Regions from separate parts of the Homo sapiens genome. Here region 2 is linked to region 1. Evidence: read pairs that join two places in POLR2A ChIA-PET (ENCODE). Cell type or tissue: Panc1. All regions are shown on one strand. Links, peaks and the distances in the headings refer to the core of each region. The heading gives the core; the rest is flanking DNA.

Region 1 (7,685 bases), core at 1,653-6,652:
TGGGACCTGAAAAGGGCAAAGGGAGTGCGGTGGGACACAAGAGGGGCCCGAGAGGCCCGAAAAAGGGAGCCTTTCTCCTGGAGTAATGTGGGAATCGCCGACCGGTGAGGCCTCTATTTCTCTCTTTCGCCTGCATTTTGTCCGCCCCCGCCCCTGTGGATGGCCGCTGATGGGGGGGAACACAAGTGTCCTTTGTCCGTCCCCGAAAGAAAACCTTTTCCAGAGAAGGCCATTCAGGCCAGTGGAGATTCACCTAGAATATTAGAAGGGCCCCCTCCCACCCGAGGGGCGGGCCTGGGCGAGGCTGAGGTATTTCTCTTAATCCTAGAACGACCTCACTGAGTGTACCCACAGCGAGATTTGGAGGTGCTAGAGTTCGAGGTTGGCCGCTTAACAGCACCATCCTGAGGTGTCTTTATATAATATTTTAATTGATTTTCTGTCCCTTCCTGGCTACAGCCCTGCAGCTCCCCCACCCCCATCCTATGCCCTTCACCCCTAGACCCATCCTTACAAGACAGAGGCAAGCAGAGAAGGCATAGCAGCAGCGACCGGCGCTCTGTTTTCATTTTCCACTCTGGCCAGGGGATAAACTGGACCCCAGTGGACTCCAACACCAACTCTCTGCTTCCCAGTTACTTTCGATTTTCTTTCCCTTCTCCTTCTTTCTCTCCCTCTCTGGCATTCAAACAGAAGCACAAGAGGACCCACCAGTGGCAACTCTAAGCCTCCTTGCAGGCCACATTCCCTGCTGACGTGGTCCTTCCTGCAGGAGAGCCCTTCTGTGATTATCTAATAATAGCCAGGGTGGCTGAGAATAGAATCTGGCTCAAGGACTCTGCACACCCGGGGCAGAGACACTGAATCTGTGGGTCAGGGCCTGGCAACATTCCTTGGAGCCTCCCCCTCTGAGCCCACTCTTTGGGCACCCTTAGGCTTGCCTGCCCCCCTTATAAGGGGCTTTGTCAGCCCTGCCATCCGCTGTATTTCATGTGCTGGTTCCTAGCTAAGGAGAATTGGGCAGAGCAAACCCTTTCTCACCCTGGTCTGACAGTTGTGATCCCGACAGAATGCGACCTTGTTTGGAGAAGGCGACCTTGTTGGGTTGGCTGTGTTCTGAAACCAGGCTTGGGAGTGTTATATATTTATTATATACAGGCTTAAATATACAGACTCAGGCTTATGCATGAATATATACAGACTCATATTTCCTTGGTGGTTAATTGTATATTACCATGCCTATATTCGCTCAAACACCATTTTATGTTCATGCAAAATTTTGTTAGTCCTCACTAGATGAGAGTGGGCTCATGGAGGCACCGGGTGCACTGAGCAGGCCCTCTGTGCATGCTCTGCTGGAAATATGTGCTCACTGGAATCGGAGTATGCGGGTTCCAGTAACCAATGGATGCCATAAAGGCTTTCTCAGACCTTATTGCTTTTGTTGCCCAAGCAGCTGGACTGGGGAAATACTAAATCCCTTCTGCTTTCTCTCCACACCTCCTGGCAAACTCTCCCAACTTAGAAATTATTTTACAAGGGAGACCAGTTGTCTTGAAATTGAGTTCTGCGGGATTCTTTTCACGGGCATGGTGGGGCTGCAAGCAGTTCGGAGTAGTCAGGGCCCTGGCGCTGGAAGCCTCACTGGAGCGATGAAGGGATCAGAGTGGTTAATAAGGTGGCCTCTGGACAGTGATCTGGGGCAGCTGCTGGCCAGGGTGCTTGGAGAAGCTTGTGGAAAAGGCAAGCCAAAAGGGGTAGGGATGCAGTGAATATCTGTTTCTCCCCCTGCTTGCCCCAGCCGGCCGCTCACCCCGCCCCAGCCCGATTTGCCTGCATCCGTGGCGGCAGATTGGGAGTTCTCTAAGGTCCCCCAAATACCCAGATCTGGTTACTGGATGAACTGCGTTTTAATCCTCGTCGCTATCTGAGCCAGGACAAGACCTGGTCAGGGAGACGGCTGGTCCGGGCAGCACGGGAGAGGACGCTGGACCCGCTGCCTGTGGCCTGGAGCACTGAGTATGGGCTACCAAGGCTGAGAATTGATGGGCCTCCTTTCCCAGCCTTTTTCCCTTCCAGAGACACAAAAAGACAGAGCAGAGGGGAAATATCAATGTCAGTGGAAAACCCCATAAAAGAAAGCAGGGACCAGAGCGGGGCTGGAGGGGTTTTCCGCTACTCTCTCTAGGTGATCGGGTTCCTCCCAAGACTCTTGTCCAGACAGGCTGCACCAAGAGGTGTGCAGCTTTCTTCCACCTTCCTCCCGCCCTTCAAGGAGGGCAGCCTTAGGCTTTCTGGGCCTTGGTCACCCCAGGCACTGGGGTGACATTACTCCAGGATTGTGCCCCTCGCCCAGCCCACGGCCTCTGCCACGGCGCCGCAGCCGCTCCTGTTTATTGTGTCTGTGAGTTGTTTACTTGTTTTGTCTGCTGCCACCCTGCGTCAGAAACCCGCCAAACCAGCGAACTCGCCCAGGAGAACAAAGTGCTGTGCTATCCCCGGACTCCCTCCCCTTTCCAGCAACCCCCTCCTGCCCTCACAAGCTCCTGCATTCTCCCTTTCGGAGGGGAGGAAGCAGAAATAGTCTTAAAACAGGGCAGCTGTTTATAGGGTCAGGGGAATTATGGGGACACCATAAACCTCTGGGTGTCCCTGTGGTGGACAGACTTCTGAGCAGCCCTTCCCTTGCCTAGGCTTTTCTTCCTTCCCCTGGTGACCACTTGGTTAAGGGGGCCACACTCATTGAGAAAGTTGAGCCCACCCCCATCAACCCAGTCCCCCACTACCCCACTCCTTTCTGCAGGAGTTTCCCTGAGACACAGGTTGTTGGGTTTTAAATCAGGGTAATGTTGGTGGATTCATAAAGCTAGATATAGCATGTCATTCTTCTCCCACACTCCCTCTCCTCAGCCCCCCAAAATTGCAGTGAATTTAAGCAAATCCTACAAAATTAAATTGCCCCTTTGCTAAAGATCCTATATGTCTCCAATCCTGCCAGGTGTAGAGTCAGATAGTTGGCTTTTGGCCTTTAATTTTGCTGCTAGCTATTAAATTTAAAAGAGTATCATTGAAGTAAGTAATATTCTCATTTCTGAAATTAATTTTCCCCTCCCAGTCTCTCTCTCTCTCTTTTTGCCAGCACAGATTAAATGGTTCTTTCAGATCTGCAAACAATAAAGGATAAAATTATTTATAGGGAAATGAGGATGCTGTTTTATTGTTGGCATATTGTTCCAGAACATAACAACATTTTATTTTCAAGCAGGAGAGGTTAGACCAGGGGGAGAAAGAGGGGGAAAGGAAAAAACATGAAAGGAGGGCAGGAACCCACACACAAAACTCCTGCCATGTATAACTGGTAGGACATTTACAATTTCTATATGACAACTCACTGTGATGTCATAATACCGAGTTCTTGAATTTTATAATTCTCATGAACCTCTCAAATGGGTCCAAGCAGTGCTTCATGTGGAGGGGTATAGAAGAAGCCAGGAGGCTGGGGATCCTTTGACCCAGTGCAGAGCAGCACACCCCCTATTGCGGCTTCTTCCTCATGTGACATCCTCTTGAGGCCCTATTCTGGGGGCTGAAAATATTCTGGATATTCTGCATTTTAATTTTTCTCCTGGGCCAAGCAGGGCCACTTGCTTTGCCCCCCTCAAGTGTCCCTAGGCATCTAAGCTCTCTCCCCATTCCCAGATCACAGAGAGCTGTGTCCCCAGGCTCTCCCCAAGCCCCCTCCTCAGCTAATACTCAGCTGCTTGGAATAGAGGTGGGAGGCTTGGGCACCAGCCCCCAAAAAGCCAGAAATGATTTTTTCCAGATGGAGCTGGAAGGGGGCTCAGGGCTGAGCGTGATGGGGTAGAGATGTTTGGGACCTATTTTACGTTTTAACCTTAAGTCAGAGAAGTGAATTGAGAAGCCAAACAAATGCCAATGTGAGAGTTTGTATCTGCTGATGGTAGCAGCAATAAGTGAAGTGCTGGTAAGGAAAGGTCAGGCAGAAATCTGGAAAGAGAGAGGGAGGAGAGGAAATGTGACATGAGTTAGCAGAGCCCTTCCATATACCTTTCTTCTCCGTTTAATTGTAATAAAGCAAAAGCAGCTCGGGTAGCCTCTCAACCTCTTAGCTCAAAAGAGGAATCACCAGCGCAGGCCTTGGAGGTGTTTGGGGGCAGTTCTCAGCAGCTTAACATGCCCAATCTGCCCTCTTCCTCCTTTCCCCCTCCCTGCTGATCCCCAGCTCCCTTCAACTGGTCAGCCCGGGCCCTGTCCCCAAAATATTAGCACCCCCAAATGATATCCATTTCTGTGTTAGGTGTGTCAAATTTCACTTCTCTCCATGCCTAAACTTTGAAAGGAGGAGTGTACCTTTTTGGAATGCGGTGTGTGTAGCGGGGGCAGGTATGTGCTCAGACAGCTTCCCCCATCATATCTATGGGAAACTGGAAGCCCCTTAGGTGAGCCATGCTTTGGTGTTCCCAAACAGCATTCCCTGCATTCAGGTTCTCTGGCAGACCAGGAGGCTCTTTGCGATCTGATCCTTTGACTAGGAGTTCCATGGAGATCAAAGGAGCTTATTTATACACAAAACACCAGGCATTTGGAGTAGAATTTATTTTTTAATTTCTAAATAAAAAAGTCTAATCATAGACCAATCGGGCCAACTGAGCAGTCGCTCCAGAACAGCAAAGCCTTAACCAAATAGTGTGATTATGAGGGGAGCTGAGCAATTACTGAAACTCGGCTTTCTCCGTAAGAGGGATTTTAGCCCTCGCCCAGTGGCACAAAAGGGGCCAGCGGGGCAACCGTTCTTCTCTTGCTCAGAAAAGTGAGACTTGGGGGTGGTGGGGGCAGGGTCGGGCAGCTGCGGTCGCGTCCAGGCAGCTGAGCACCCAGGCCAGGCGCTGAGGCTGAGCACTGAGTCCTGAGGCTCCAGTGCTTGGGTCCCCGAGCAGCCTCAGGAGGCACCGAGCTGTAGTTGCAGCGCGGCAGTCAGGAATGGAGTATGTGTATCTGTGTGCGAGGGTTGGTGAGTTACAAACATCCGCGCAGAGTTAGGGGATCTGGGGAGAGAGAGGAGACAGGGAGAACACAACTAAGGAGGACCTCTGGAAAATATTGTCCCCAAATAAAAATTCCAGATCTCATCCCTCTCACTTCAAATATCCCTCCCCAGGAAATTAATATATTTCCCAGAGCTGAGTGGAAAGCAAAGGCCAGCAAGGTGAGGCCTGCCCACGAACTTCTTCAGGCTGGGTCCAGTCCCACCCACCCTTTCCCCAGTTCAGAGCTCACATGCCCCCAGCCTTTCCCTGGCCTAAAGGGGAGTAAGGCTGGAGTGGTAGCATTTAACTTGCCTAGGGAAATCCCCAAGTGCCCAGGCTGCAATGCCACCCTTATCCTTGGGGACTCCAGGCCAGTGACTGCACCCCACTCAGGTCCAAGGCGCAGGCAGTAAATTTCTCTCCTATAATTAGCGCTATCAAAAGCATGTGTTTTGCATTGGAGAGGACTGGAGAAGCAAGTGGCAATTTTTCCCTTGTATTCTTTTTCTGTGTTTTTTGAATTCTGTTTTTGAATCCACTAATTAAAGCTTCTCTGAAAGTGAAAATCTGCTCTTGACACCAAGCCCCTTCCGAATGCCTGATTTGGGAGGCTAAGGGGCCAGAGCAGTAGCAAGGAGACCTGCAAGCCTGATGGGGTTGGGGGGTAGTGTTCTCTGATTTCTTTAGGCTCGTTTTATAGAAACAAAGAACAAGTTCTCTCCCCTCCTTCCCAAGACTTGTGCATATTTACAGAGCACAACTGCAGTTTTAATAAAACATCTGTTCTTGCTTCTGCTGATGAGTTTCCATAATTGTTTTCAGACAAATTTAACAGGAAAATATAAATATATTTAGAAAAATCTAAGTCCCAGCTTTCCCCCTATAGACAGCCATTCTTTTGCCAAAAAAATAAAATTAACATGAAATGGGAAAAAGAAAATATAATCCAATGTAGGGAAGATCGGGCTCATCTGACCTGCTCTCCCCCCTTGGAGCGAATCCTTTCAGCAAATTTCAGCTGCATAATTAAAGATCTAAGAGAAAGAAGAGGGCTTCTTCTTTCCTCAGGAATGAAAGGTAATTGGGGGGGGGGGAGGTGTTGAAAATTAATTTTGCCAAAGGTCTTTAAGCAGTGGAGGAATTTATTTGTATTTCTGTTTCCCCTTCTCTCCCCCTTCCAGCATTTCTGCCTTTTTCACCCAGCAGCTGGTTTCTGTTCATTATAAATCGGCGAGACCTTTCAGTCTCTGCCCTCTGTTTAGGGACGTCATAAAACACTTAACTTTCTGGGGCTGAGGCTCACATTCTGCCTCTCAGGTCGCCAACCTCCCTGAGCCCACCGACTTTAGGCCCCAATAGAGAATCTCCCCAACTTTGGGGCCCCTTTCCTCTCCAGACATGGTTGAGGAGGGGCTCAAGGAAACCTAGGCATCCTTGCTGGGGGCTGTAGTCCATGCTGCCCCAGAAGCCCCTTCTTTCTTCCAAGGTCCTTCCCTCCCCCACCCAGACATAAAAGAGATTTTTAAATACATAGAAAATCAACACTCATTGAAAGTGAAACCTCATTAAGACATCCTATCTTCCATCATTCAATTTGTTGTACATTGCAACAATTTAATATCTTGAAGGAAATATCACTGACATGATTTATCCCTCTAGCAATCTCTCTCTGAAATTGGAGGGGGGGACAGAGTTACTCTCTCTTCCGGCCTCTTCTACTTGTTACACCACTACCCTTAGGGCAGAAAGGAGGCTGGGAACTCTGAGAGAGGCTACTTGTGTCCAGGGGTGCACTGACTTGTTCCCTAGCTCAGTCCCCAGAGTACTCCTGCCTTGTTGTCTCTCCCCCACCTCTTGCCCTCCAGGGGGCCTGAAGCCTCAGCCAGCTGTTGGAAACCTCTGCTCAGGCATGCCATGAATTCGAGGACAGCTGGATTCTAGGGCAAAAAGCAACTCACATTGGTGTCTATGTTTGTGTACCTGCCAAGTCACCCCAAAAATGAGATAACTCATCTAAAATTTTTTTTCTTAATTTAAAAATCCTCCTCTACCCTTTCCCCTTCATTTCCTTGGGGAGAAGAAAGTGTGATCTAGAAGGAGGAACCTTTATAATTATAGGAGTCTTTCCCCTTCCCTTCCAAATACCGACAAATTTCTGTCCTTTCTGGAGGATTGGGGCTGTATTTTCTAAAACCAACACAAATTGTCTGGCAGGAAGACTCTTCAACCCCCTAACGAGGTTCATGTATTAACTAACATGTTGTCTCCACCAGCTCCTGCACACTGTCTGCTTTTGGGTTCGAAACTTTATTTTTCCCCCCTAGCGACACTCCAGGGAAACCTTAACGTTACAGAAGATGAATAAACGAGTTTTTTCTCAGCATAGTCCCGTTTATGGCTTTATTGCTACCCATTGATTACTCCGCTTTGTTACACAGAAGGAAAAGATCATAAAATCCGGCGACATCCGGGTTCTTGTTATAGCCAGCTTTCCCCCCCCCCAACCCACCCAAAAATGGTGGGGGGGGGGGGATATGAGCTTTCTCTGCTCCCCGCACACTCCCCACCACCCTTCTTTGTCAACTCAAGGCATTTTCAGCCTATATCACGATATCAAATTAAGTTTGGACTAATCAG
Region 2 (7,685 bases), core at 1,076-6,075, 450 kb before region 1:
GGGGTTTCACCATGTTGGCCAGGCTGGTCTCGAACTCTTGGCCTCAAGTGATCTGCCCGCCTCGGCCTCCCAAAGTGTTGAGATTACAGGCGTGAGCCACTGTACCCGGCCAAAAAAAAAAAAAAAAGATGAGTACAGTACAATAAGATATTTTGAGAGAGAGAACACATTTATATAACTTTTATTACAGTATATTTTTATAACTGTTCTATTTTATTATTAGTTGTTAATCTCTTACTGTGCTGAATTTATAAATTAAACTTTTTCATAGGTATGTACATATAGGGAAACATAGTATGGTCATCCCTCCATATCCATGGGGGACTGGTTTCAAGACCCATGAGGATACCAAAATCCACAGATACTCAAGTCCCTGATATAAAATGGTGTAGTATTTGCATATAAAATGTGCATATCCTCCTATATACTTTAAATCATCTCTAGATTATTATAATACCTAATACAATGCCTACATATCACTTCATTCGTGTGGATTCAATGTAGTGCTTGGCAGGCAGCAAATTTAAGTTTTGCCTTTTTGAATTCTGCGGAATTTTTTTTTTCTGAGTATTTTTTACCTATGATTGTTTTAATCCATGGATGAGAAACCCATGGATACAGAGGGCTGACTGTATATAGGGTTTGGTACTATCTGGTTTCATGCCTCCACTGGGAATCTTGGAATGTATCCTTGTGAATAAGGGGGGACTACTGGAACCATTTTGAAATACCCCAGAGCATTCTGTTCTTCTTTACAAGGCCTGCCCTCAGGAGAAAATACTTTACCAGAGCCTAACCTGCTGCGGTTTTATCATAGACTAACTAACCTGGGAGAAGGGTAATACCCAATTCTACCCCCGTCTAGCCATCCTGTCCCATCCAAGTGGGGAAAAGAAAACAAAACTGAGAAGCACTGGTGAAGTTTATAGTCCAGGGCATAGGCTCACCAAAATATTGAGACCTAATCATACGACAGTAGAACACTTCCAGTTCCCCTCCCTGTCATACCTCATCACAACTTTACTAGGGACGTATTTACCAATTCCTTTTACCCAGTATATCATGTCCACCTTTCAACAGAAAATTGTAAGTCATATTAAAAGGCAAAAATACACTCTGAAGAAACTGAATAAGCACCAGAACCAGTGAGATATGACAGAACTGTCAGAATTAACAGTCCAGGAATTCCAAAACACTATGATTAACACAACAACATGTAAGAACAGATGGATAATATAAGAAGAGAGATGAAAATTCTAAGAAAGAATAAAAAAGAGAAACTTTTAGGCTCCTGAACACATGGAGGTGCAGGAGTGTGACAGGCCCAGGAAGGGCATGGAAGCATTGCACCCCTTCCCACCAATGCATCTCCTTATCTGGTTTTCATCCGTATCCTTCATAATATCCTTTATAATAAACTGGTAAACATCAGCTTTCCACAGGCTTTCTTTCTCCATGGTGAGCAGGACAATGTCCTAGGACCCCAGAGAGCCAGGAGAGAGCAAGATCAAAGCCAGAAATCCAACTCTGTCCCTACTGCCCACTGGTCTTTTCCAGTCAACACTTCCTCAGCAAATACATGCCACATAGCCGTGCTGCTCAGAGGTCTCCTGGCTTATATGCAGAAAAGGCCCTGTGGCCCAGGATCACAGTAGCAACAATATTCTCATCAAAGCAGCCAGAGTGATACAGCAGAAGGTCAAGAGACAGAAAAAAGCACTAAATCCTGGTTTATAAGAGACAGGCAGACTTCAAGGGTTGTCTCCTAAGACAATAAGTAAGCTCAAGGGGAAGCTTATAACCAGTAAGCTTCAGTGGTGAAAAAAGAGCCTAGCCAGGCCCAAATGGGAAATCCTAAAGAAATAGACATATATTAAAAGAAATAGTAAATTCAAGATGGGGAGCATTCAAGTGTGCAGAGGGTGAGCAAGACTTTAGTCAGAAAATAAAGTTACTCTTTCTTGCCATTGAGCTTAAGCCAAAAAAAAAAAAAAATTAAAGAAAAGAAAGCTACTTGGCTGGGCGTGGTGGCTCATGCCTGTAATCCCAGCACTTTGGGAGGCCGAGGCGGGTGGATAACCTGAGGTCAGGAGTTCAACACCAGCCTGACCAACATGGTGAAACCCCATCTCTACTAAAAATACAAAAACTAGGCTGGGTGTGGTGGCTCATGCCTGTAATCCCAGCACTTTGGGAGGCCGAGGCAGGCGGATCACCTGAGGTTGAGAGTTCGAGACCAGCCTGACCAACATGGAGAAACCCTGTCTCTACTAAAAATACAAAATTAGTAGGGTGTGGTGGTGCACGCCTGTAATCCCAGCTGCTGGGGAGGCTGAGGCAGGAGAATCGCTTGAACCCAGGAGGCGGAGGCTGCGGTGAGCCGAGATTGTGCCATTGCACTCCAGCCTGGGCAACAAGAGCAAAACTCTGTCTTAAAAAAAAAAAAAAAAAAAATTAGCTGGTTTGGTGGTACACGCCTGTAATCCCAGCTACTCAGGAGGCCAAGGCAGAAGAATCACTTGAACCTGTGAGGTGGAGGTTGCAGTGAGCCAAGATGGCACCACTGCACTCCAGCCTGGGCAACAGCGAGATGCAGTCTCCAAAAAAAAAAAAAAAATCTACTCATACACAAAAAAGCACACTCCAAGCATTAGTTTTTCATATGCAGGGAGTGATGAGTCAGCATTACTCTTGCACCAGAATATACATGCAGGAGGGAAGTCCTATGTGTGCAATAAGTGAGGGCGGGGCTTTAGAAATAAGTCACACTTCACATACCAGAGGACACACTCAGGGAAGAAGGCTTTCTTGTGAAAGGAGTGTGGGTAAGACTTCTTATAGAAGGCAATTCTCACTGCATATCAGAAAACCCACTCAGGGAAGAAGTCTTTTGTATGCAAGGAGTGTAGGTAAGACTTTACCCAAAAGTCAACTGTGCATGAGAGAACACACTTGGCAGAGAAGCCTTATAGATGCCAGGAGTTGTGGACAAAGGATTAGGTATAAATCATCCTATGATAAACACTGGAAGGCACACTCAGGGGAGAAGGCTTTGTTGTGCAGGGAGTATGGGCAAGACTTCAGCTTGAAGACATCTCTTACCAGACACCAGAGGACACACCCAGGGAAGTAACTCTGCTTCTTTAAAAAGCTGTAGCCAAGACTGTGCAACTTGTTTATGGATATATCACGAAGGCAGAAGGGATCCAGAGGGCTAAAAGAACCTGAACTTGGCCCAAGTTATTCCCAGAGATTCTGAGAAAAGAGGCACTGAGAGCCTCACCAACCTCCTTAGACGGCACAGCAGTCTAGGACCCCTCCACCAAACCTTCCCTCCCTCTGTTCTTCCCTCTGGCAGCTCTCCCAACCTTCCTTAGTGCTATGGTTTGAACAATGTTGTCCCTTGCAAAATTCATGTTGAAACCTAATCACCAATGTAACATTATTAAGAGAATGTTTAGGATGTGGTTAAGTCATGAGGATGGAGCCTTCATGAATGGCATTAGGTACCCTTATAAAAGGATTTGGCAAAAGATTTGGCATCACTTTACCCTGTCCTCCAACTGCCATGTGAGGACACAGAGCTCCTCTCCTCTGGAGGATGCTATGTCAAGATACCATGTTGGAAGCAGAGAGCAGCCCTTGTGAGATAACCAAATCTGCTGGCACCTTGATCTTGAACTTCCTAGCTTCCACAACTGTGAGAAAATAAATTTCTGTTCTTTATAAAACAAACAAACAAACAAACAAACAAGAAACGCTACAGATAAAAAACACTGTAACAGAAATGAAGAATCCCGACCAGGCACGGTGGCTCATGACTGTAACCCCGGCATTTTGGGAGGCTGAGGTGGGTGAATCACTTGAGGTCAGGAGTTAAAGACCAGCCTGGCCAACATGGTGAAACCCCCGTCTCTACTAAAAATACAAAAGTTAGTCGGGCATGGTTGCGCAAGACTGTAGTCCCAACTACTCAGGAGGCTGAGGCATGAGAATTGCTTAAACCCAGGAGGTGGAGGTTGCAGGGACCTGAGATCGTGCCACTGCAATCCAGCCTGGGTGACCAAGAGAGAATCTGTCTCAAAAAACAAAAAAGAAATGAAGAATGCCTATGATGGGCTCAGTAGTAGACTGGACATAGCTGAGCAAAGAATCTTTGAACTTGAGCTGGGCATGGTTGCATGTGTCTGTAGTTCCGGCTACTTGGGAGGCTGAAATTGGAGGATGACTTGAGCCCACGAGTTTGAGACCAGCCTAGGCAACATAGTGACATAGTAAGACACTGTCTCTAAAAACAAAGAATCTCTGAACTTGAGGATATGACAATAGAAACTTCCAAAACTGGAAAGCTAAGAAAAGAAGAACTAAAAAAAAAATAACAACAACAAAATATCCAAGAACTGTGGGACAAATACAAAAGGTATAATATGTGCATAATAGGAGAAAGAAAGAAACACACACGGCCGGGCGCGGTGGCTCATTCCTGTAATCCCAGCACTTTGGGAGGCCGAGGCGGGTGGATCACGAGGTCAGGAGATCGAGACCATCTTGGCTAACACAGTGAAACCCCGTCTCTACTAAAAATAGAAAAAATTAGCTGGGCGCAGTGGCGGGCGCCTGTAATCCCAGCTACTCGGGAGGCTGAGGCAGAAGAATGGCGTGAACCCGGGAGGCGGAGCTTGCAGTGAGCCGAGATAGCGCCACTGCAGTCCGGCCTGGGAGAAAGAGCGAGACTCCGTCTCTGAAAAAAAAAAAAAAGAAAGAAAGAAAGAAAGAAAGAAACACACACAATATTTGGTATTGCTAAACAATAACTAAAGCGATAACTAAAAATGTCCCCCCAAATCAATGTCAGACACCACACCATAAGAACAATAAGCAGGCTAAATGACAAACAAACAAACAAACAAAAAACTACACCTAGATATATCATATCCAAACTTCAGAAAATCAAAGAGAAAGAGAAACATCTTGAAAGAAGGCAGAGGGAAAATCACCTTACCTACAGAGGAGCAAAAACAAGAATTACATCTAACCTCTCAGAAACCATGCAAGCAGAGAGTACAGTCAAAGAGAGAAAACCCTATCAGCCTAGAATTCTGTATCCTGCACAATTCTTCAGAAGAAAGGCCACATGTGGTGTGGCTCACGTCTATAATCCCAGCACGGCAGATGGATTGCTTGTGTCCAGGAGTTTGAGACTAGCCTGGGCAACACAGTGAGATCTCATCTCAATGAAAAATAAACAAAATTAGCCAAGTGTCCTGGCGTGTACCTATAGTCCTAGCTATTTGGGAGGCTGAGGTGGGAGGATCGCTTAAGCCCAGGAGGTTGAGGTGAGCTGAGATCACACCACTGCACTCTAGCCTGGGCAACACAGTGAGATCTTCTCTCAAAAAAAAAAAAAAAAAAAAGTGAAGGAAAAATAAAGACTTTCTCAAGCAAACCAAAATACGGAGAAATTGTTGCCCACAGACTTGCCTTGCCAGAAATCTTAAAAGAAGTTCTTTAGAGAGAAGGAAAATGAGCTAGGCACGGTGGCTCATGCCTGTAATCCCAACACTCTGGGAGGCTGAGGCGGGAGGACTGCTTTAGCCCGGGAGTTTGAGATCAGCCTGGGCAATATCAGCAGACCCTATTTCTAACAAAAATAAAAATAAATTAGCTGGGCATGGTGGTGCTTATCTGCTGTTCCAGCTACTCCAGTGGCTGAGATGGGAGGATTGCTGGAGCCAGGGATGTTGAGGCTGTAGTGAGCTACAACCTTGCCACTGCACCCCAGCCTACGTGACACAGTGAGATGCTGTCTCAAAAAAAAAAAAAAAAAAAATATCTGGGATTCGAATCAGCCCTCTCCAGCTCCAAGCACACTGGGATCCTTGCCGTTGGAGGTTGCTGTTGGCTTCTGCCCGTGCTGTGTATTGAGATCTGCAACCAAGCATGGGAGCTTACGAAGGCACCTGGTGGTTTCTAGGTAGGAAAACAGTGTGGATGCCAGATGTGGTGCCTCACACACAACAGCACTTTGGGAGCCTGAGGCAGGCAGATCACCTGAGGTCAGGAATTCGAGACCAGCCTGGCCAACAGAGAGAAACCCTGTCTCTACTAAAAAAATACAAAAAAAATTAGTCAGGCATGGTGGTACCTGTAGTCCCTGCTACTTGGGAGGCTGAGGCACAAGAATCACTTGAACCTGGGAGGCAGAGGTTACAGTGAGCTGAGATGGTGCCGCTGCACTCCAGCCTGGGAGACAGAGCAAGACTCCATCTTAAAAAAAAGGGCCGGGTGCAGTGGCTCACGCCTGCAATCCCAGCACTTTGGGAGGCCAAGGCGGGCAGTTCACAAGGTCAGGAGTTCAAGACCAGCCTGGCCAAAATAGTGAAATGCCATCAAAATAGTGAAATGCCATCTCTACTAAAAATACAAAAATTAGCCGGGCATGGTGGTATACACCTGTAATCCCAGCTACTCAGGAGGCTGAAGCAGGAGAATTGCTTGAACCCAGGAGGCAGAGGCTGCTGTGAGCTGAGATCGTGCCACTGCACTCCACCCTGGGAGACAGTGCGAAACTCCGTCTCAAAAAAAAAAAAAAAAAAGCGTGGAGTGTGCGTAATTGTGTTTGAGGAAGAGATGGTCACTGTCTCTATGGTAGTGTCTTTAGGGAACTATCTGTGCCTGGATCCTGGGGAATTATGACAAAGCAGTCTGCAGGTTTGGCATGAACTCTGAACTTTCTCCCTCTGCAGGATCTTCAATAGAAAGGTCCTGTCCTGAGGAAACACTCAGAGGCACTTCTCTTGCTTGTGAAGCCTGCCAGCATGTATGTTTTGGTCAGCACTGAGATGCACATGACAAATTGTGCGCAATGCCTCAGCACAGCCCAACGGGGTTTTTTCTGTTTACACTTGACTAGCCTTGGACAGTAGGAGGAAACCTTAAATATTTCCTTCTACTCTCACAAACCCTTTATCTTTTTTTTTGAGACGGAGTCTCACTCTGTCGGCCAGGCTGGAGTGGCACGATCTCAGTTCACTGCCACCTCCACCTCCTAGGTTCAAGCGATCCTCCTGCCTCAGCCTCTTGAGTAGTTGAGACTACAAGCGCACACTGCCACACCTGGCTAATTTTTGTATTTTTAGTAGAGACGAGGTTTCACCATGTTGGCCAAGCTGGTCTCAAACTCCTGACCTCAGGTGATCCACCTGCCTTGGCCTCCCAAAGTGCTGGAATTACAGGCGTGAGCTACCACACCCGGCCTCACAAACCTTTTATCTAATAAAACAAAATTACTGCCAAAAAAAAAAAAGAGACAATGTCAGAGTCAATCAAAAAACAAGACCTAACTGTATGTTGTATATGAGAAAACCCCTTTAATACAAATAAACATATAGATTAAAAGTAAAAAGATAGGCCGGGTGCGGTGGCTCACGCCTGTAATCCCAGCACTTTGGGAGGCCAAGGCGGGTAGATCACAAGGTCAGGAGATCGAGACCATCCTGGCTAACACAGTGAAACCCCATCTCTACTAAAAATACAAAAAATTAGCTGGGCGTGGTGGCGGGTGCCTGTAGTCCCAGCTACTCAGAAGGCTGAGGCAGGAGAATGGTGTGAACCCGGGAGGTGGAGCTTGCAGTGAGCGGAGATCACGCCACTGAACTCTAGCCTGGGTGACAGAGCGAGACTCC

The links. Peaks named below come from ENCODE experiments on the same cell type or tissue, not always from the same donor. Only the 100,000 strongest peaks of a DNase experiment are listed, where the experiment ranks them.
Region 2: POLR2A ChIA-PET joins it to region 1 with 8 read pairs; 2 of 35 experiments call an interaction of 5 or more read pairs at or near these places.

Annotation. Positions count from the first base shown.
Region 1 is chr12:54,019,397-54,027,081 of GRCh38, forward strand. It overlaps a transcript of HOXC4 not described here, a transcript of HOXC5 not described here and a transcript of HOXC6 not described here. Among named protein-coding and RNA genes, the nearest start is that of HOXC6, 5.2 kb to the right of the region's middle. RefSeq lists enhancers at 1-2,265, 2,333-2,542. In Panc1, for the core only: CTCF peaks have their summits at 2,447 and 2,648; no DNase peak of the experiment used is centred there; H3K4me3 peaks cover 4,695 bases; H3K27ac peaks cover 5,000 bases.
Region 2 is chr12:53,572,974-53,580,658 of GRCh38, forward strand. The region is part of intron 2 of ATF7-NPFF (ATF7-NPFF readthrough); the gene reads right to left. The region is part of intron 2 of ATF7 (activating transcription factor 7); the gene reads right to left. The region is part of intron 2 of LOC124902937 (a long non-coding RNA gene); the gene reads left to right. It also overlaps the pseudogene LOC100419830. Among named protein-coding and RNA genes, the nearest start is that of ATF7, 50 kb to the right of the region's middle. RefSeq lists a silencer at 4,581-4,660 and an enhancer at 5,161-5,350. In Panc1, for the core only: no CTCF peak of the experiment used is centred there; no DNase peak of the experiment used is centred there.